Linked DNA regions of Homo sapiens: region 1 is linked to region 2. A link is a loop called in an ENCODE intact Hi-C map of the cell type or tissue named here. Cell type or tissue: PC-9. All regions are shown on one strand. Each heading gives the region's core, and the rest is flanking DNA. Links, peaks and the distances in the headings are about the cores only. Region 1 overlaps ALDH1A1 (aldehyde dehydrogenase 1 family member A1). Region 2 overlaps LOC101927329 (a long non-coding RNA gene).

Region 1 (10,402 bases), core at 3,567-8,566, 1.2 Mb after region 2:
TAAAATCATAAAACACTTATATTCTAGGAAATCCAGCATGTGCTAGGTACGTGGAGCTCATCATGTAAAGATTATTCAGCAGGAGTAATTCCAACATACAGTAGTTGAATGTGCGCAATGTGTTAGACTTTGGGATAATGGAGACACAGTGCCTGCTTATGAGGCACTACAGTCTATTTTACAGGGTTATTGGCATTAAATTTGCTTGCCTAATATGTTTAGCTTACTGAATTGAATTCCTGTTGACTTACAGGAGGATGTTGACAAGGCAGTGAAGGCCGCAAGACAGGCTTTTCAGATTGGATCCCCGTGGCGTACTATGGATGCTTCCGAGAGGGGGCGACTATTATACAAGTTGGCTGATTTAATCGAAAGAGATCGTCTGCTGCTGGCGGTGAGTATTATCCAAGCTGGATGGGTAGCTAGAGCTCTCAAAAGCATTCAGCGTTTGAAATGGCAAGTTGTTTTGATTTTAGGGATCACTATATGCTCTCTACAAACAAAATGAAAACATTTTTTGTCCCAATGAATAGGCCCCTTAACATTGAACTATTCTCAAATAGTAATCTGCATTTCAATTCTGGATGATGTTAATTTCTGCTCCCATAATAGATTCTACGGTCTAAACTTTAGCAAACCCAAGTTAAACCAAATTTTAGAAATTTCTTTACCTTAAAACTTCTCAGAGGTTTCAATAAGATCACATGAAGTTTGAGTCTCCTAGAATGATATATTAGGTTTATTCAAGCATTTGACCACTGAGCTCTTTTGATGGAAAAACTCAAGTTTGTTAAGGGTGCCCAAAATATTTCTCTAAAATAAATCTTATTTCTCATTAGTCTAGCTCGCTAAGATATTTAATAAATGGCTACTTTTTTTCTTCCTGAAATGTGTCTGTTCACAAGGGTCATAATTAAATGATGTTCTTTTTACAGATGAAAGAGGCAAAAAATAAAAAAAATCCAATTATTAATGTGGTTTATCAAAATCATGTTTTTATGAATACTATTTTTGTTTGTTTATGTTTTAGCAGTTAGATGAGTCAGAGCATAATATAGTTGGGGGAGGGTATTTCCTTGTTTCTGTTGTCTCAATTGGGCATTATGATGAAGCCAATTTAACATAAACAAATACCAAGATCAGGTTTCAAGCAAATTTCATCTTTAGAATCTGAAAGTGGCAGTAACAAAGAAGTCTACATTTTTAAAAAATCAACATTAGCATGTATGGTTAATAGCAAGTATGGTTAATCAAAGGACCATTTATTACTCAAATATTCAACATAATTTGAAATACACAAAAATTCAGAACGAGCAGCTATGTGCAATAAAACTATAGTAATAAAAATGACCTGTAGGAAGAAAGCAGAAAATGCTAAAACTTGGCTTTTCTCAATTATCTGATTTGTTGACTGCCTGTCAGCATAAGATCCTATAGAGAGAAAAGTACAGGCATACAAAAGTCACATTTGGTTAAATTTTGACATGATAGAGAGTGTAGTACAGAAACAAATAGCTTTAACAGTTCATCACCTGTGCATTTCTGCCAGGTAACCACCCCAGCAGAATATTAGATCTCAAAGAGCTTAAGGTCCTGCTTAAGAAGAGAAGCCAAAGGGGAGATAGGTCATCTTATAATGGTTAGGGCACATGACTAGAAAATGTTTAACTTTACCTGACCATTAAAACGGCAATTATGACAATAATGGCAACACTGGTAGTTTCCTAATTAAAATTCTGCTGAAGGAAATTCATGGATGAAAAATCCAGGCATTACTTAAGTTTGTGTGAGTAGACTGTGTATATCCAGATGGAATGTAAAAATTAAAAATGATTACTGAGCCATCATTAATAGTCACTGACACTAAGTTGTCACCCACAGTTGATTACAAAATAAGAGAAACCTTGTTGGAATTCTGATAGGACTTAGAAGACTAGGTTTCATTCTCAGATGTTATGTGTATATCAAATTGTGACCGATTCCTAGAAAGCTGGTTAGCAGGAGAACATCAAAATGAGATAGAAAGAGCACTGGGGTTTAGAAATCAGAATCTCACTACCCTTTGTGCCCAGATCTTGCTATTTGACCTAAAGGAAGTCATTTTAACTCTTAAAAAGTGGAGGTTAGACAAGATGACAAGATTTCTTCTATTTCAAAAATTCCCTAGCACATGATTGCTGAAAATATTTACTACATATTTTTAATCTAAAACTTATGGAATTTTAGATTTGGTGTTTGACATGTTTTTCAGACAATGGAGTCAATGAATGGTGGAAAACTCTATTCCAATGCATATCTGAATGATTTAGCAGGCTGCATCAAAACATTGCGCTACTGTGCAGGTTGGGCTGACAAGATCCAGGGCCGTACAATACCAATTGGTAAGTATCTTTGAGAAACCACTAATGGTGAGGATAGGAGCGAGGAGTTTACTATAGAGCTGAATAATTTCAAACTCTCCCTTTTAAAGATGTCAACCAAATAAGGCAAAATTATTTTCCTCTTGACTTTGAGACAACACAGTTTTCAACTTAGAAGTTCTATTAAAATTCATAAAAGGTCTTTTAAAGTTGTTTCAGCATAATCATGAAGATAACATTATAGATATTTTAGAAAATGTCAAAGTAAGAACATTCCTTTGGCAGTAATTACTGATCTGAGGCAATTGCCTCTCTAAGGTCCCAAACTTTTTAAAGCTGACCTCTGAAATTATTTATTTGGGTTTTATTCCAATACTGACATTTATATCCTTTCTGTAATGTAATTATTTAAGCCTCTTTACATGTTCCAGTATAAGTCAGTTATGGTCATCTGTGCCTGGTCAAACTCAGTGTAGTTAGACCAGACTAATCAAACAAGCCAGTTCACACGGACTCGTTTCAAATATCTTCAAAGCAAGATGGGACTGTGTTTGCAGCCTAAGTTAAGGGTTTGTGTGTGTGAATCTGTACGTATGTGTTATTTTAGTGGGGTATGCACATAATGGAGTAGAAATACTAAAGATATTTCATGTGAAACATGAAAACACACACATTTAGGAAACAGTATGGGTGGAATTTAATTCAGGCAAACCTATGAACTTTAGGAATACAATACCCTCCAGGACTGGCCCTGATGTGCACTTCCAATCCAATTGGAGCATGCAGGAGGTCAGAAGTGATAGCAGAAAGTTGAGAGGAGAGTAAGACCTCGGTGGTACTAAGAAATGTGGCTACTTTAGAACTGTCCTACTTTACTCCGGGACAAAATGGGAGAAGTCACTTAAAACACAAATAGATCTTGATGAAGAGAGTCCTTGCTGAAACCAGGAAGCTTCTGTGGGAACTAGAACAGAATTGAATGTAAAGCATAATGTATCTCTCTGGATGACCACATTAAACTTCGGGGCACATAAATTGGTCAAATTTAGATTGAAAATAAATGTCTTATACTCCTGTCATTTTCTTCATGTATTTAGAGAATTTGCTATTATTGTTTGGTAGGCAAATAAAATACATTTTAGAACAAGTCAGTAGGAAAGGCTTATTACTCATAGGGAGATTTTCTTTTTAATTCTACTGTTTTTAATTTTACTATTTCTAAAAATTATATTATAACTTTTAAAAAGAATTCTCTTATTGGTAGAACTTTGAGCTACCAGAAACAAATTGGAATGTGGTTCTTCTCTTCGCCAGAGACCTCCTACTTCCTTTCTCGTCCCTTTTTTATAACACTTAGAGAATAAAGATAATTTTCAAATCAGGCCTCCTAGAAGATGAAAGGTGGAATTAATTATCTTTCAGATTTTTGCCAATTTTGCCTCTTTGATTTCACCTAACTCAATTTTATGGTTCCTATCATTTCGAATTACTATTTTAGGGCTTCACTTACCATTTTGGGAATAGTTGGAGATATAGATGGTCTCGATCTCTTGACCTCGTGATCTGCCTGCCTCGGCCTCCCAAAGTGCTGGGATTACAGGCGTGAGCCACCACACCTGGCCAGATATATGTTTTTAAAATTATTGTCTACACCTTTCTCTCACATCACCAACCACCATTTTGTGAATGTCAAATACATTTGTTTATATATGATTGTGTGTGTTTTATTTTTCAGATGGAAATTTTTTTACATATACAAGACATGAACCTATTGGTGTATGTGGCCAAATCATTCCTGTAAGCTTTTCTCCTATATAATTCTCAATTTTAAAAAGAAGAGTTCTTATTCTATCTAATGATGAAGCTTTCTCTAAAACAGATGGATGCTTATGTATTTGTTAAATGTGGAGTAAATGTAAGATTTGTTGAACTTGGTCTCCCTGTGACTAAACTTCTTGCATATGAATTAGGTAGTCCGAAAACCTATCTATATTCTGGCATATCTCTTGAGAATGTTTTAATACTACATCATCCATAAATGTTAACCCTTTACTCTATGGGTTGTTTTATTAAAAGTTGTATTATGTACTCTTTATAAGAGCCAAGCTTTACATGTATATGGCAAGGTGCTCTCCACTGCACATCTGCAGGATAGCATTTTGGTGGAATGTAGTGGGGCCTACTATTCTCCAACGCACTTTCTCATTGAGACATCTCATCATGCAGAACAGTAGCTCCCAGAGTGTTCAACTCATGACACACATTTTTTAATCAAAATGGAAAAAAGAATACCAGAGGCATTTGAAGCACTGCATGGAATATATTTTACCTTTAGATAAGAGGCTCAGATCCTCCATATTACTCTTAGAGGAAAGTAGCCTTTTTAAGAGGATTGTGAAGATTTTTTAAGCCCAACAAACAGGACACTATCTAAATGATTTTATTTTAACTGACATGCTTTAAAAGGCCAAACAAAAAAATGGTAGCGAAGTCCTTATGTGAAGAAATGGTCAAGACTTATCTTTGGCTCCAATGAGATTGAAATATATTCATATCAATATTTTAGTGAAATTGCTTATTAATTCAAAAGTCCCAATAAATCGATAAAAACTATATAATTATGAACACTGATAATAGCTGATATGTACTACTTGTCTATGCTAGACCAGTCATTGTGTTGAGCCCCTGGCCCTCTTTCTTGGTTAATGCTCAAGACAGCCTTCTGAGGCAGAGAGGACTATTATCAGCACTCACAGATTATGAAATCAGATACAGAGAGCACGTAACCTGTGTGAGTTCACATGGCTGGTCAGTGATTGAGCTGAGATTTGAACCCAAGTACTTGGCCTCTGGACCCTGGACATCTTTGTCTTTAGCAAGGTATTTTTCCTGGAAATAAAAGCTACTAAATAATATTATTGGGTAAATAATTACAATAAATGACTTATGGAGAAGGAGAGTAATCATCCTTTTTAAACATTTTTAGATAACTTACAGTGTGCTCCATAATAAGCCAAACCATGCAGTGATTTTTTTTTTCCTGGTAGAAAAAGAACTCAACAGTACTTGATTAAATTTTGAGGTTCTCTCCTATTTCCTTCTCATATCTCATATCTGGTTTATTCAGAGCGTTTTAGCATTTACTAGTTGCTTTTAGCAATGAAGTATAATATGCCAGATGATTTCACAAAACTACGCAATTATTACATAACATCTACAGGGGGTGTATAATATGGAAGTTGGATTAGCAAATATGCCTTTTGCAATACAAAGAATCTATTGTTACATATTGCTTTCTAGTGGAATTTCCCGTTGGTTATGCTCATTTGGAAGATAGGGCCTGCACTGAGCTGTGGAAACACAGTGGTTGTCAAACCAGCAGAGCAAACTCCTCTCACTGCTCTCCACGTGGCATCTTTAATAAAAGAGGTAAGTCTCCCGAAATCAAAATATGCTCAAGAACTCAAGAATCCTAAATTACAATAGGAAGACCTCATTTGTTGCTACTATAAAGTACATTATTTACAGATGGCTCCTGTCCAGTGGGGGGAATACATTTAGCATGACGGCTGGCTGCAATTTCTGGCAGTCACCCCAAATTCATCTCTGCCCAAATGCAGACAGGAAGCCAAACACAAAGGTTTGGTGTCAAACAGTCAACTTGGGATCACATTTTTGCTTCTTTGTCCAACTCTCATGAACATAAATTCATGTTGAAATTAATGTAGCATTCTTTCAAATGTTGAAACATTAAGTTGGTTTGTACCTGCCACTGATGGCCTAGTGTTTTCTGCAAAATTGTGTAAACTAATCTATGTAAGGTTGAAAGGGCCTCTATGCCAATATGCTTGTTTGTAATATTGGGCCACATTATTTCCAAACACTTTTCAATCTACTCATGAGTGGATATGTTTATATTCAGTTTTCTATTATGAGTTCCTCTGCATTTATCTTCCTGTTCAAAAACAGTAAAAGAACATGTAAAACATTTTCATCAGCTATCTAGATTGTGTTAATATACTTGCAAACAATTCATTGTCCTTTTTTCTTCATCTTACCAAATCTTAAAAAATAAATGTTAATCACTAGAAACTTAAAGTTACAAAACTGAACTTATCTTTTAAAGATATTATTTATTGAAATTAAAAACAGGGAAAAGAGATGTCAAAATGAAACATTTCGATGCAAATAACATGAAATTGTAATGTGCCCAACTCAGTTCCCATGCCTTCACCTGAATTCTTTAATGAAGATTGAAATCAACCTGTGATGTTGAATCATGAATGGGATGACAGTATTTACTTAACAATTTACTAAGTAATGCCAATGGGAATTTGCAACTCAGCAGTTATGCCCTCAACAATCAACAACAGCTAGGAACTAAAAAATGTTAGATCCCTTCAGCTTCTTATTTTTGCTGATGGGAATAATAAACATGTTACTTACTTTCTACATAAGTAACTTACCAAACACTTTTTTACATACAATCTTTTTGAGTTAGCATTATGAAATTTGAAAGAGCCATCACTGGAGCAATGATTCATAGAGTATGGACTTACCCTGACAAGAAATTGTCCTTTAATAATGCAACCCTTGAAGTTATTCTCTTATGTGTGCTTAGAAATGACATAATAAGACTAAAGAATAGAGCCAGTTGGGTGAATTATTTTTTTCTAGAGCATCTCATAAGGTTGGCATTAAGAGACAATCTCAATCCCCTACTCTCCTCCTTTTTGAATTAAATTCTTATACTGTAACTTTTAAACTTTTTATCTTTTAGGCAGGGTTTCCTCCTGGAGTAGTGAATATTGTTCCTGGTTATGGGCCTACAGCAGGGGCAGCCATTTCTTCTCACATGGATATAGACAAAGTAGCCTTCACAGGATCAACAGAGGTAATATTATTTACTCAGGGCAAAAGTTAAGAATGTCTGCATTGCCAGCTATGAAGTATGTTTTATGTAACTATTTTTGAGCCAACAATTTTAAAACAAAAACTCTTTTTAATGATTTGTTACTTATTTTAGCCTTCAAACATATGGATAGAATATAAGCAGATGTAGTTTGAATGACATGATGCACCTATTTTAAATCAGAATGAGAGTAAACTATTTTTAGTATGTTCATTACTTTCTCTGACGAGAAATATGGCTGCTGAGACCTTGTCATATTATTAGGAAGATTTATAATAGAAAATTAGGCCATAGTGATTTGTATGAATGAATATGATTTTATCCTATAGGTTATGAAAATTAAATAGTAGAGTCTCACCCTTTGCACCTTATTTGGGGTTGTCTTTCTCCTGGACACTGTGAAAGAGAGCCAGAAACTCAGCTTCCCTCAGTGGTACCTAGACTAACTTTTCTGCCTCTCTGGCTTGAACTTGACCATCCTAAAGGTTAAAGAAAAAGACCCCAACCACAAAGGAGAAGTGGCGGGCAGGAGGGAGAGCAGACTAGAAGGTGAAGTTTGGGAAAATAGATCCCCATTTATTGATGATGTTCTATCCTAAGCAAAAGAAAGTGGTGGAAGCATACTGTACCATGCAAAAAAAATTATTGAGTCATTCTATTAAATTACGTGACTTTGTTAGATGCTCAGTGCAAAAATGTTATTCATTGGTACACAGTATAGACAGTGAAGAGTGAGCTTCACTCCATCTTAGAAAGCTGCTGACAACAAGAGACCAGGCAGGGTGTGATAAGGTACTAAGGCATGTACAAAATGCTGTAAAAAAGGTTCACAAGAAGGAATGATGATGTCCAAATGGGTACTAGAACTAGCTCTGGGTTTTGAGGAATTGTTACTTTTTTAACTTCCTGGAAGTTGAGAAGCAAAAAAGACATTCCAGATAGTGTGGTGAGCATAATTTGATTATTTTATAATCTTAATTATTTACTCCAGAATAAAGGCAAATTTACATAGCAAAAAGAAATGGTGGAAAATCAAACTTTATTTTTCTTGGTCTTTTTAAAATGAAGTAAATAAATATATATATGTCTTCTTTGTTTTTCACAGACGTAGAGTAAAAAAAGTTTGCATTCTGCAACTCCCTAATTGAGATAGGGAAAAGCAAACCCCACAGTCAAGATTTATTGTAGACAGAACAAGTGGGAATGTTCAAGATATGGCAATACATTTAAAAATGGTGACACCACAGGTTGAAATCATACCAGAGGAATAAAGGTGAAAATTCCTCAGCCTAGAATTCTAGACCCTCCCCAATAGGGAATCCATGTGCCTGTTGAGGTCTGTCCAACCCATGGCCAGGGATGGCTTTGAATGTAGCCCGACACATTTTTTTTTCATTCTCATCAGCTATCTTTACTGTTAGTGTATTTTTTGTGTGGCCCAAGACAATTCTTCTTCCCATGTAGCCCAGGGAAGCCAAAAGATTGAACAACCCTGGTCTAGATCCTATGCCTACTCCTTCTCCAGGTCATCTGGACCAGGAGCTACTGTTTGCTGATCTCATCTTCAGCATCAGTTTGTCTTCGCTCATCCATGATCCCCTATAACATTGGGGGAGCACTTTACCTACTTAAAAAAATCCCTGGAGATTAAAAGTCTAGAAAATATCTTGGTTTAAATTCTGACTCTACCCCTCCTAGCAGTGTGTCTTTAAAAAGTTAAGTAGCCTTACTAAATTTGAGTTTCTTCATTTGTAAAATGGAGATGAGATCAAATTTACTGAGTTGTACAGAATACAATTAAATGAGCTAATGAGTAGTAAAACATTTATCACCCTACTGAGCGCTCAGTACATGCCATATTTCCTCTTTCCTCCCATACTTTTTAATTTCGCACACTAGTTTACACAATGTGAGAAAAAAGCTTCCTGTCCCAATATTTCTTTTTCTCCATCTCTGCCACTCTGCCCCATCTCTTCCTGATTATTCCATGTATCTTTTCATTCCCCCAGGCTTTTAGTTCATCCTTGGCCATAACCTACTCTAAACTTGCTCCCACACGTTCCCTCTCTGGCTTTCTCCTTGCCTCTACAGTCCCAGGAGCAGAGCAGCCTAAATTTTAAAACACCCCATCTGAGTTCCCATTGTCCACCACATATAATAACAGTGCATGCCTATTGCCTTATGTGTCTCTCTCTCTTGCTGATTATCCTCAAAGACAGTCTTATTCATTGTTATCTCCAGAAACCATCACAGTAAGAAATTCTAAATAAGTATTAAAGAATTAAATGTGATATCACACTCTGGGGACTGTGGTGGGGTCGGGGGAGGGGGGAGGGATAGCATTGGGAGATATACCTAATGCTAGATGACACATTAGTGGGTGCAGCGCACCAGCATGGCACATGTATACATATGTAACTAACCTGCACAATGTGCACATGTACCCTAAAACTTAGAGTATAATTAAAAAAAAAAAAATGAAAAAAAAAAAAAAAAAGAATTAAATGTGAATAACACGATTTTAGGAGCCACAAAACCCATCCTACTTTCAACTCCTGAAACTTAGTTCCATACTCCCTGGAACTTCTTTCTGGATTTTCTTTTAGCTTCACATTTGTTGCTTGGCAGATATTAAGGAACTTGATAAATGTCATGAAAGAGGCAAACAATAGACTGTATCCTTTGTGTTCATTGTAGCAAAGACCCTCCATTCTAACAACACTTTAGGCAAGGTAAGAATTTTTTTTTTTTTTTTTTTTTGAGAGGAGTCGTGCACTGTCACCCAGGCTGGAGTGCAGTGGCGTGATCTTGGCTCAAGCTCCACCTCCGTGGTTCATGCCATTCTCCTGCCTCAGCCTCCCGAGTAGCTGGGACTACAGGCGCCCACCACCACGCCCAGCTAATTTTTTGTACTTTTAGTAGAGTTGGGGTTTCACCGTGTTAGCCAGGATGGTCTCGATCTCTTGACCTCATGATCTGCCCGCCTCAGCCTCCCAGAGTGCTGGGATTACAGGCGTGAGCCACCGCAATATCCCATTAGATTCATATAAAATAGAACTCTACCCACATTATGCAAGACATAATAAGCTAGACCATTTTCATGGGCATTTGCTACTTCTGCTCCACATGG
Region 2 (10,402 bases), core at 3,039-8,038:
GGCTGGCCTCATAAAATGAGTTAGGGAGGATTCCCTCTTTTTCTATTGATTGGAATAGTTTCAGAAGGAATGGTACCAGCTCCTCTTTGTACCTCTGGTAGAATTCGACTGTGAATCTGTCTGGTCCTGGACATTTTTTGGTTGGTAGGCTATTAATTATTGCCTCAATTTCAGAACCTGTTATTGGTCTATTCAGAGATTCAACTTCTTCCTGGTTTATTCTTGGGAGGGTGTATGTGTCCAGGAATTTATCCATTTCTTCTAGATTTTCTAGTTTATTTGCATAGAGGTGTTTATACTATTCTCTGACAGTGGTTTGTATTTCTGTGGGATCGGTGGTGATATCCCCTTTATTATTTTTTATTGCATCTATTTGATTCTTCTCTCTTTTCTTCTTTATTAGTCTTGCTAGCAGTCTATCAATTTTGTTGCTTTTTTCAAAAAACCAGCTCCTGGATTCATTGATTTTTTGAAGGGTTTTTTGTGTCTCTATCTCCTTCAGTTCTGCTCTGATCTTAGTTTATTCTTGCCTTCTGCTAGCTTTTGAATTTGTTTGCTCTTACTTTTCTAGTTCTTTTAATTGTGATGTTAGAGTGTCCATTTTAGATCTTTCCTGCTTTCTCTTGTGGGCATTTAGTGCTATAAATTTCCCTCTACACACTGCTTTAAATGTGTCCCGGAGATTCTGGTACGTTGTGTCTTTGTTCTCATTGGTTTCAAAGGACATCTTCATTTCTGCCTTTATTTCGTTATTTACCCAGTAGTCGTTCAGGAGCAGGTTGTTCAGTTTCCATGTAATTGTGCGGTTTTGAGTGGGTTTCTTAATCCTGAGTTCTAATTTGATTGCACTATGGTCTGAGAGACTGTTTGTTATGATTTCTGTTCTTCTGCATCTGCTGAGGAGGTTTTTACTTCTTAAGTGATCAATTTTAGAATAAGTTCGATGTGGTGCTGACTAGAATGTATATTCTGTTGATTTGGGGTGTAGAGTTCTGTAGATGTCTATTAGGTCTGCTTAGTGCAGAGCTGACTTCAAGTCCTGAATATCCTTGTTAATTGTCTGTCTCATTGATCTGTCTAATATTGATTGACAGTGGGGTGTTAAAGTCTCCCATTATTATTGTGTGGGAGTCTAAGTTGCTTTGTATTTCTCTAAGGACTTGCTTTATCAATCTGGGTGCCCCTGTATTGGGTGCATATATATTTGGGATAGTTAGCTCTTCTTGTTGAATTGATCACTTTACCATTATGTAATGCCCTTCTTTGTCTTTTTTATCTTTGTTGGTTTAAAATCTATTTTATCAGAGACTAGGATTGCAACTCCTGCTTTTTTTGCTTTCCATTTGCTTGGTAAATCTTCCTGCATCTCTTTATTTTGAGCCTATGTGTGTCTTTGCACATGAGATGGTTCTCCTGAATACAGCACACAGATTGGTTTTGATTCCTTTTTTTTTTTTTTTTTTGGAGACAGAGTCTCACTCTGTTGCCCAGGCTGGAGTGCAGTGGCGTGATCTCAGCTCACTGCAAGCTCTGCCTCCCAGGTTCACGCCATTCTCCTGCCTCAGCCTCCTGAGTAGCTGGGACTACAGGCGCCTGCTACAATGCCCAGCTAATTTTTTGTATTTTTAGTAGAGATGGGGTTTCACCATGTTAGCCAGAATGGTCTCGATCTCCTGATCTCGTGATCCACCTGCCTCGGCCTCCCAAAGTGCTGGGATTACAGGCGTGAGCCACAGCGCCCGTCCTGGTCTTGACTCTTTATCCAATTTGCCAGTCTGTGCCTTTTAATTGAGGCATTTAGCCCATTTACATTTAAGGTTTATATTTTTATGTGTGAATTTGATCCTGTCGTTATGATGTTAGCTGGTTATTTTGCCTGGTAGTTGATTCAGTTTCTTCATAGTGTTACAGTCTTTAGATTTTGATTTGTCGATGGTACCAGCAGTGGCTGGTACCAGTTTTTCCTTTCCATATTTAGTGCTTCCTTCAAGAGCTCGTGTAAGGCAGGCCTGGTGTTGACAAAATCCCTCAGCATTTGCTTGTCTGTAAAGGATTTTATTTCTCCTTCACTTATGAAGCTTAGTTTGGCTGGCTATGAAATTCTGGGTTGAACATTCTTTTCTTTAAGAATGTTGAATATTGGCACCCACTCTCTTCTGGCTTGTAGGGTTTCTGCAGAGAGATCTGCTGTTAATCTGATGGGCTTCCCTTTGTGGGTAACCCAACCTTTCTTTCTGATTGCCCTTAACATTTTTTCCTTCATTTCAACCTTGGTGAATCTGACAATTATGTGTCTTGGGGGTGCTCTTCTCAAGCAGTATTTTTGTGGTGTTCTCTGTATTTACTGAATTTGAATGTTGGCCTGTCTTTCTAGGTTGGGGAAGTTCTCCTGGATAATATCTTAAGTGTGTTTTCCAACTTGATTCCATTCTCCCTGTCACTTTCAGATACACCAATCAAATGTAGGTTTGGTCTTTTCACATAGTTCCATATTTCTTGGAGGCTTTGTTCATTTCTTTTCATACTTTTTTTCTCTAATCTTGTCTTCACACTTTATTTCATTAAATCGATCTTCAATCTCTGATATCCTTTCCTCCACTGGATCAATTTGGCTACTGATACATGTATATGCTTCCCAAAGTTCTCATGCTATGTTTTTCAGCTCCATAGGGTCATTTATGTTCTTCTCTAAACTGGTTATTCTAGTTAGCAATTCCTCTAACCTTTTATCAAGGTTCTTAGCCTCCTTGCATAAGGTTAGAATATGCTCCTTTAGCTCAGAGGAGTTTGTTATTACCCACTTTCTGAAGCCTACTTCTGTCAATTCATCAAACTCATTCTCTGTCCAGTTTTGTTCCTTTTCTGGCAAGGAGTTGTGATCCTTTGGAGGAGAAGAGGCATTCTGGTTTTTGGAATTTTCAGCCTTTTTGTGCTGTTTTTTCCTCATCTTTGTAGATTTATTTACCTTTGGTCTTTACTGTTGATGACCCTTGGGTGGAGGTTTTGCATGGTGGTCCTTTTTGTTGATGCTGTAGCTATTGCTTTCTCTTTGTTAGTTTTCTTCTAACAGGCCCCTCTTCTGCAGTTCTGCTGGAGTTTGCTGGGGGTCCACTCCAGACCCTGTTTGCCTGGGTATCACCAGCAGAGGCTGCAGAACAGCAAAGATTGCTGCCTGCTCTGTCCTCTGGAAGCTTTGTCCCAGAGGGGGAGCCTCCTGATGCCAGCTGGAGCTCTCCTGTATGAGATGTCTGTTGACCCCTGCTGGGAGATGTCTCCCAGTCAGGAGGCATGAGGGTCAGGGATCCACTTGAGGAGCCAGTTTGCCCCTTAGCAGAGCTTGAGTGCTGTGCTGGGAGATCCACTGCTCTCGTCAGAGCTGGCAGGCCAGAAAGTTTAAGTCTGCTGAAACTGCACCCACAGTTGCCCCTTCCCCCAGGTGCTCTGTCCCAAGGAGATGGGATTTTTTTTTAATAAAATAGCTGTATTTTAATATTTATTGGTATTAGGCTCACATTTGAAAAAAAAGTAGCAGAAAAAAGACCAAAGTGCAATATGATAGGTTGGTTTCATATACATAAGAATTTTCAAATAATCTTATCTATAAGCCCCTGACTGGGGCTACTGCCTTTCTTTCAGAGACTCCCTGCCCAGAGAGGAGGAATCTAGAGAGGCAGTCTGGCTACAGTGGCTTTGCTGAGCTGTGGTGGGCTCCATGCAGTCCGAACTTCCCAGTGGCTTTGTTTACACAGTGTGGGAAAAATCGCCTACTCAAGCCTCATTTATGGCAGACGCCCCTCCACCCACCAAGCTCTAGCGTCCCAGGTTGACTTCAGACTGCTGTGCTGGCAGCAGGAATTTCAAGCCAGTGGATCTTAGCTTGCTGGGCTTTGTAGGGGTGGGATCTGCTGAGCAAGACCACTTGGCTTCCTGGCTTCAGTCCCCTTTCCAGGGGATTGAACAGTTCTGTCTTGCTGGCATTCCAGGCACCACTGGAATAAAAAAAAAAAAAAAAAAAAACAAAAAACTCCTGCAGCTAGCTCAGTGTCTACCCAAATGGCTGCCCAGTTTTTTGTGCTTGAAACCCTGGGCCCTTGTGGTGTAGTCACCCAAGGGAATCTCCTTGTCTGTGAGTTAGGAAAACCATGGGAAAAGCGTAGTATCTGGGCCACAATGCACCATTCCTCATGGCACAGTCCCTCAAGGCTTCCCTTGGCTAGGGGAGGGAGTTCCCTGACCCCTTGTGCTTCCTGGGTGAGGTGATGCCCCACCCTGCTTTGGCTTGCCCTCTGTGGGCTGCACCCATTGTCTAACCAGTCCCAGTTATATGATTTGGGTACCTCAGTTGGAAATGCAGAAATCACCTGCCTTCTGCATTGATCTCGCTGGGAGCTGCAGACCAGAGCTCTTCCTGTTCAGCCATCTTGCCCAGGAATCCCAGGTATTATTATTAATACCATTTTATAAAAGGGTAAACTGAGGCACAGAGCGATGAAGCAATAGCTAGTACATGGCAGCAACCTCTTCACACTTTGAATATCCTAACCATCATTTTCATATCTCTCTAGCAATCCTACACCAGAACTACATTCTAGAACTATGATATCCTGTCATCCAGGTACTGAGCATAGTACTCAATAATTAGTTTTTCAACCTTTGCCAACTCCACCAGTAGTTTCTGTGTCTATTGTTGCCATCTTTATCTCCATGAGTACCAAATGTTTAGCTTCCACTCATAAATGAGAACATGTGGTATTTGGTTTTCTTTCTGTGTTAATTTGCTTTAGATAACAGCCTCCAGCTGCATCCATGCTGCTGCAAAGAAGATGATTTCATTCTTTGTTCTTAGTATTGCTCATAGTATTCCATGATGTATATGTACCACATTTTCTTTATCCAATCCACCATTGATGGTCACCTAGGTTGATTTCATGTATTTACTATTGCGAATAGTGCTGCAATGAACGTGCGAGTGTGTGTGTGTTTTTTGGTAGCAAGGTTTGTTTTCTTTTGTGTATATACTCAGTTATGGGATTGGTGGGTTGAGTGGTAGTTCTAAGTTCTTTGAGGAGTCTCCAAACTCATTTCCACAGGGGCTGAACTAATTTACATTCTGACAACAGTATATAAGTGTTTATTTTTCTCCACAGCTTTGCCAACATCTTTTGTGGGTTTTTTTTTTTTTGACTTTTTAATAATAGCCATCCTGACTAGTGTGAGATGATATTTCATTGTGGTTTTGATATCTCTCTGATGATTAGTGGTGTTGAACGTTTTTTTCATATGTTTGTTGGCTGCTCATATGTCTTCTTTTGAGAAGTGTCTGTTCATGACTTTGCCCATTTATTAGTGGGGTTGTTTTTTGCCTGTTCAGTTACTTAAGTTCCTTATAGATTCTGGATATTAGACCTTTGTCAGATGTGTAGTTTGAAAATATTTTCTCTCATTCTGTAGGTTGTCTAATTTGTCGATAGTTTGTTTTGCTGTGCAGAAGTTCTTTAGTTTAATTAGGTCCCACTTGTTAATTTTTGTTTTTGTTGTAATTGCTTTTGAGGACTTAGTTATAAATTCTTTCTCAAGGCTGATGTTTGGAATGGTGTTTCCTAGGCTTTCTTGTAGGATTTTTATAGTTTGAGACTTTATATTTAAATTTTTAATCCATATTGAGTTAATTTCTTTATACGGTGAAAGGTAGAGGTCCTATTTCATTCTTATACATATGGCTAGCCAGCTATCCCAACACTATTTATTGAATAAGGAGTCCTTTTCCTATTGTTTATTTTTTCTTCCACTTTGTTAAAAAATTAGATGGCTGTGGGTATGTGGCTTTATTTCTGGGTTCTCCGTTCTTTTCCATTGGTCCATATGTCTGTTTTTGTACCAGTACCATACTGTTTTGGTTATTGTAGCCTTACTGTATAGTTCAAAGTTGGGTAATGTGATGTTTCCAGCTTTGTTCTTTTGGTTTAGAATTGCTTTGGTTATTCAGGCTCTTTTTTGGTTTGATACAAACTTTAGACTAGTTTTTTTTAGTTCTTTGAAAAATGACATTGGTAGTTTGATAGGAATAGCATTGAATCTGTAGATTGCTTTGGGGAGAATGGACATTTTAACAATATTGATTCTTCCAATACATGAGCATGGAATGTTTTTCCATTTACTTGTTTCATCTATGATTTCATTCAGCAGTGCTTTGTAGTTTTTCTTATAAAGCTCTTTCACCTCCTTTGTTAGATGTATTCCTACGTAGCCATTGCAATTGGGTTGTGTTCTTGATTTTGCTTTCAGTTTGAACATTATTAATATGTAGAAATATTACTGATTTAGCGATATTGATTTTGTATCCTGAAACTTTGTTGAAGTCATTTATCAGAGTTTTAACTTCTAATCCAGAAAGTATTGATAAATAGTAACCCATGCAAATAAAAGCTCTTTATGATTCTCAATAATTTTTAAGAGTCTAGAGAAATCCTGGGACCAGATATATGTCCACTAGAAAACAGCCATTATATTGATATCATTTTATGACTACAATGTAATACAACTACCAACTAGTTGAAAAATACATTTTGAAAAGAATTCAACTACTATGAAGATAAAAATATCCATGTTTGTCTAATTGAAAATAAAAATGTAAAGCTCAACAACTTTAGAAATTGCAATAATGAATGTCCTATTTATATACTCTTGAGATTTGCCCAATGAAGAGGCTCAGAGACAGATTCCGAGCCTTAAGTGTTGATATTATTAATTAAGTAATGCACATAAATTAAGTAAATTAAAAGCAAGATGAATAAGAAAAAAAACCTAAACCCAAAAGGAACAAGAGACTATCAATACAAATGAAAGTATAACTAAACAACTTATGCATCAGAAAAAATTGTAGATACACAGACATATGTTTGTCTTAGAAAAAATATGATAGATATACTCTAGAAAATTGTATTCAAGAAATGAGAAGAAAGGTATCAATACAAACATGTAAGGGCCGTGCTCTTCAGAACTCTTGCTTGAGAGACTATTCTAGCTCTGCCATTGGTCTACTTGGGAGTAACTCAATGGCATGGCGCTGTTTTTTTCATGTCATATATTACCTAACTTATAGTAAATGTAAACTACTAAAGAGTTCTTGTTTATTTGTTTATTGTTTTATGAGAGAAGAAATAAACTGACCTATGGAAACCATGAAGTATGCAAGGTGACTTTCTATGCTTACCTTTTTGTGCTCTTTCCTGAGGCCAGATACCACTTTCCTCTCTTTTAATCCTTGACATGACTTCAAACTTTTCTTTCATGTGGAAATATAAAATATTAAAACTTGGTTAAATAGATTGTCCATTCAGAGGTATTAAAATTTTAATAGAAATAAACTACTATGCTCAAAAGATGAATTTTGGAATGTAAATATAAAGCCTTGCCCAGAATATATGCTTTAAAATGGATTAAGTTTTCGATTAATAAAATTTTACTTAATACTATTAGAAAAGACTTTTTCTTATACTTTTGGGGCAGAAAAGAACTCGGGATCTGTTTTCTCAGCCATCCTTGGTATATCAGTCTTCCTTTGTTTTCTTTTCTTTTCTTTTTTCTTATTTTTCTTTTCTTTTTTTCTCCCTTCTCTTCCCTTTCTTTCTTTCTTTTTTTTTTTTTTTTTGTGTGTGTGAGACAGGTTCTTGCTCTGTCACCCACACTGAAAAGCAGTGGCACAATCGCAGTTCACTGCAGCTGAACCTCCTGCCCCTGGGCTCAAGCAATCCTCCCACTTCAGCCTCCTGAGTAGCTGGGATTATAGGTGCATGCTATCATGCCCAGCTAATTTTTGTCCTCCCAAAGTGCTGTGATTATAGGCATGAACCACCATGCCTGGTCAACAGTTTTATTTTCTACCCAGACTTAATCCATGTTCTGAGGAAGAATAAAGTCCTTGAAAATGGCCTTGATATTTACTTTCATTTCCTTTTGTCTGGTCAGCTCTTCTGGGCAGTTCCCATTTGTTTTTCTATCCTTCTCCACTTTCCTTGTGCTCAAGAGGCTAATCTTTATAGACAGCATGAAAGGACCCACTTGTCCTTTAGGGTCCATTTGGATATGGCTGTTGAGAAGCACCTACAAGTATTTGGAGAATGGGTAAGTGCAGGATCATGGTTTTTCCTTCTCTGAATTTCTCCTTGTCAGGTTGTCAAGGCTTAGCTCCATTGCTCTACTGAAAATCATAGCTCCTGACAGACAATTGCCTCGTTCTTTTTTATAGATACATATTCTGGGTTCCAGTAACCACTCCCTCCTCTTGCTCCTTTTTGACAAAGTTTTCCTAATGTTGGTAGCCGTGGGGTACTCTACCATCTTCTGTTGATTTTTTAAAAATACGTTCTACCTAACTTTGTAAATTTTCCCTCTATCAAACTCTTCTCAATAAACCTATTTGAATGTGTCATCTTTTTTACTCCTAAGACCATAATAAAAATAGCATACACTAAATTTCTCAAGTAGAGAGTATGTTCTTCAGTTCTTTACTGATATGATAATGATGCGTATAACTACAACAAGGGCAACCATACTGGCTAGCATTTAATAAATCCATGTGCTAGACACTATTTTAAAAGCATTACATGGATTGATCAAATCTTATAATTTCCTTATAAAGTTAGATATTATTATTAATTCCATTTCATAAAAGTGTTAACTGAGGCACAGAGAGACTAAACTATAGGTAATAAGTGGTGGCAACCTCTTCACACATTGAATAGCCTCACCCTCATTTTGATATCTCTCTAGTAATCCTACACTCATTAACTCTTAGAAATGGGAATAGGGCATTCTAGACTTTCCAGATTAGTTTTATTATTGACTTTTTTTTAACAATTTAGCTGATTTTTTAAATCTGAAATAAGTTTAATACCCTTGTAAGAATTCACATTAATATATCTATACATTATTAAATTACACATTATTTGGTTTGACAATTTATGCTGTTATCTATTGCTTTAGAAAATATGTTTAAAAACACCATTATCTTGGGATGTGTGGTTCCTGCTTTTGGGCCTCTTCCCTCCACGTCCTCACTCCTCAGGTTATCAATGAACATTGCAATGCCCAGCTTTGTCTCCGTTGTCTGCATAAATCTGTACTAATTAGAAGGGGAGGTCTGAAAAGGAGCAACCAACCAAGATAATCTGGGAATGACATAATATAAGAAGGACAGAGGCCGGGCGCGGTGGCTCACGCCTGTAATCCTAGCACTTTGGGAGGCCGAGGCGGGCGGATCACGAGGTCAGGAGATCGAGACCATCCTGGCTAACACGGTGAAACCCCGTCTCTACTAAAAATACAAAAAATTAGCCGGGCGTGGTAGCGGGCGCCTGTAGTCCCAGCTAGTCGGGAGGCTGAGGCAGGAGAATGGCGTGAACCCGGGAGGCGGAGCTTGCAGTGAGCCGAGATCGCGCCACTGCACTCCAGCCTGGGCGACAGAGCGAGACTCCGTCTCAAAAAAAAAAAAAAAAAAAAAGAAGGACAGAAAAACAAATAGCATTTTTTAAACCATAGATATCACTTTACTATTCAAAATGGGAAATTTTTAAATAAGATAAAATTAATCAACTCACCTAATGCTAATAAAGTTATTAGAGATTGTTAATTTACTTATGAAAAAATATCTATTTTTTCCATCAACTTATATTTATGTCTCATTTATTAATGCATTATATTGAAGAGTGACTTATGATGAAGACTTAAGTCCTCCCTGTCAAGTGTTAAATAAGATTCTAAAACAATTTATTACTACCTCATGAAATACCCAAATGTCCCTTCAAAAGCAAAGTCATAAATACAAGTTAAACACAAATAACCCAGGGAAGATCCCATAGGAATGTATATTAAATAATTAGAAAGAATAATCAAGGAGTACCAAAAAATAAAAGTTGATAGCATATAAATATCAGTGATCAAAAAGAAGGACAAATGTCTTTGATAAATAAGCTTTACAACCAAAGTGGTCTCTTAAAAATGCTGCTTCTATCTTGTCAACACCAAGAGAAAGGCTGCCATGCTGCAGGATTTTTTCATACAGGAGGGAGGCAAATCACTACAGCAGGTCCAAAAGCATAGGTACAGTCTTGTGTTCCTCTTAAATCCCATCACATAGATTGACTTCTTTTTGCTTAGGGTAGTTCTGCTTTTAACATCTTCATGGAGTCATCTGACTTTTACCTTGAGTGCTCTTTCTCATCATAGAAGGACTCAAGAGAATGACATCATAAAATATTTGTGCTTGGAAATATCTTGGAGATCATTTAAATCCTTAATATATAGCCAAGGAAGTTAAAACTCAGAGAGACTGGGTGTTCTTCCAAGGTCATACTAATCCTTGGTGGCAGAACTGAATCATTTGACTTGAAATTTAGCCTCC

Evidence for each region. Peaks named below come from ENCODE experiments on the same cell type or tissue, not always from the same donor. Only the 100,000 strongest peaks of a DNase experiment are listed, where the experiment ranks them.
Region 1: it touches region 2 in a loop (31-fold over the local background); 1 of 110 quality-filtered maps calls a loop at or near these places.

What each region holds. Positions count from the first base shown.
Region 1 is chr9:72,920,871-72,931,272 of GRCh38, reverse strand. ALDH1A1 (aldehyde dehydrogenase 1 family member A1) reads left to right here. Exons shown (of 13, transcript NM_000689.5): 3 at 254-394; 4 at 2,252-2,381; 5 at 4,096-4,157; 6 at 5,661-5,789; 7 at 7,141-7,254. Among named protein-coding and RNA genes, the nearest start is that of ALDH1A1, 27 kb to the left of the region's middle. In PC-9, for the core only: no CTCF peak of the experiment used is centred there; a DNase peak (open chromatin) is centred at 5,602.
Region 2 is chr9:74,157,206-74,167,607 of GRCh38, reverse strand. The region is part of intron 4 of LOC101927329 (a long non-coding RNA gene); the gene reads left to right. Among named protein-coding and RNA genes, the nearest start is that of RORB, 330 kb to the left of the region's middle. In PC-9, for the core only: no CTCF peak of the experiment used is centred there; no DNase peak of the experiment used is centred there.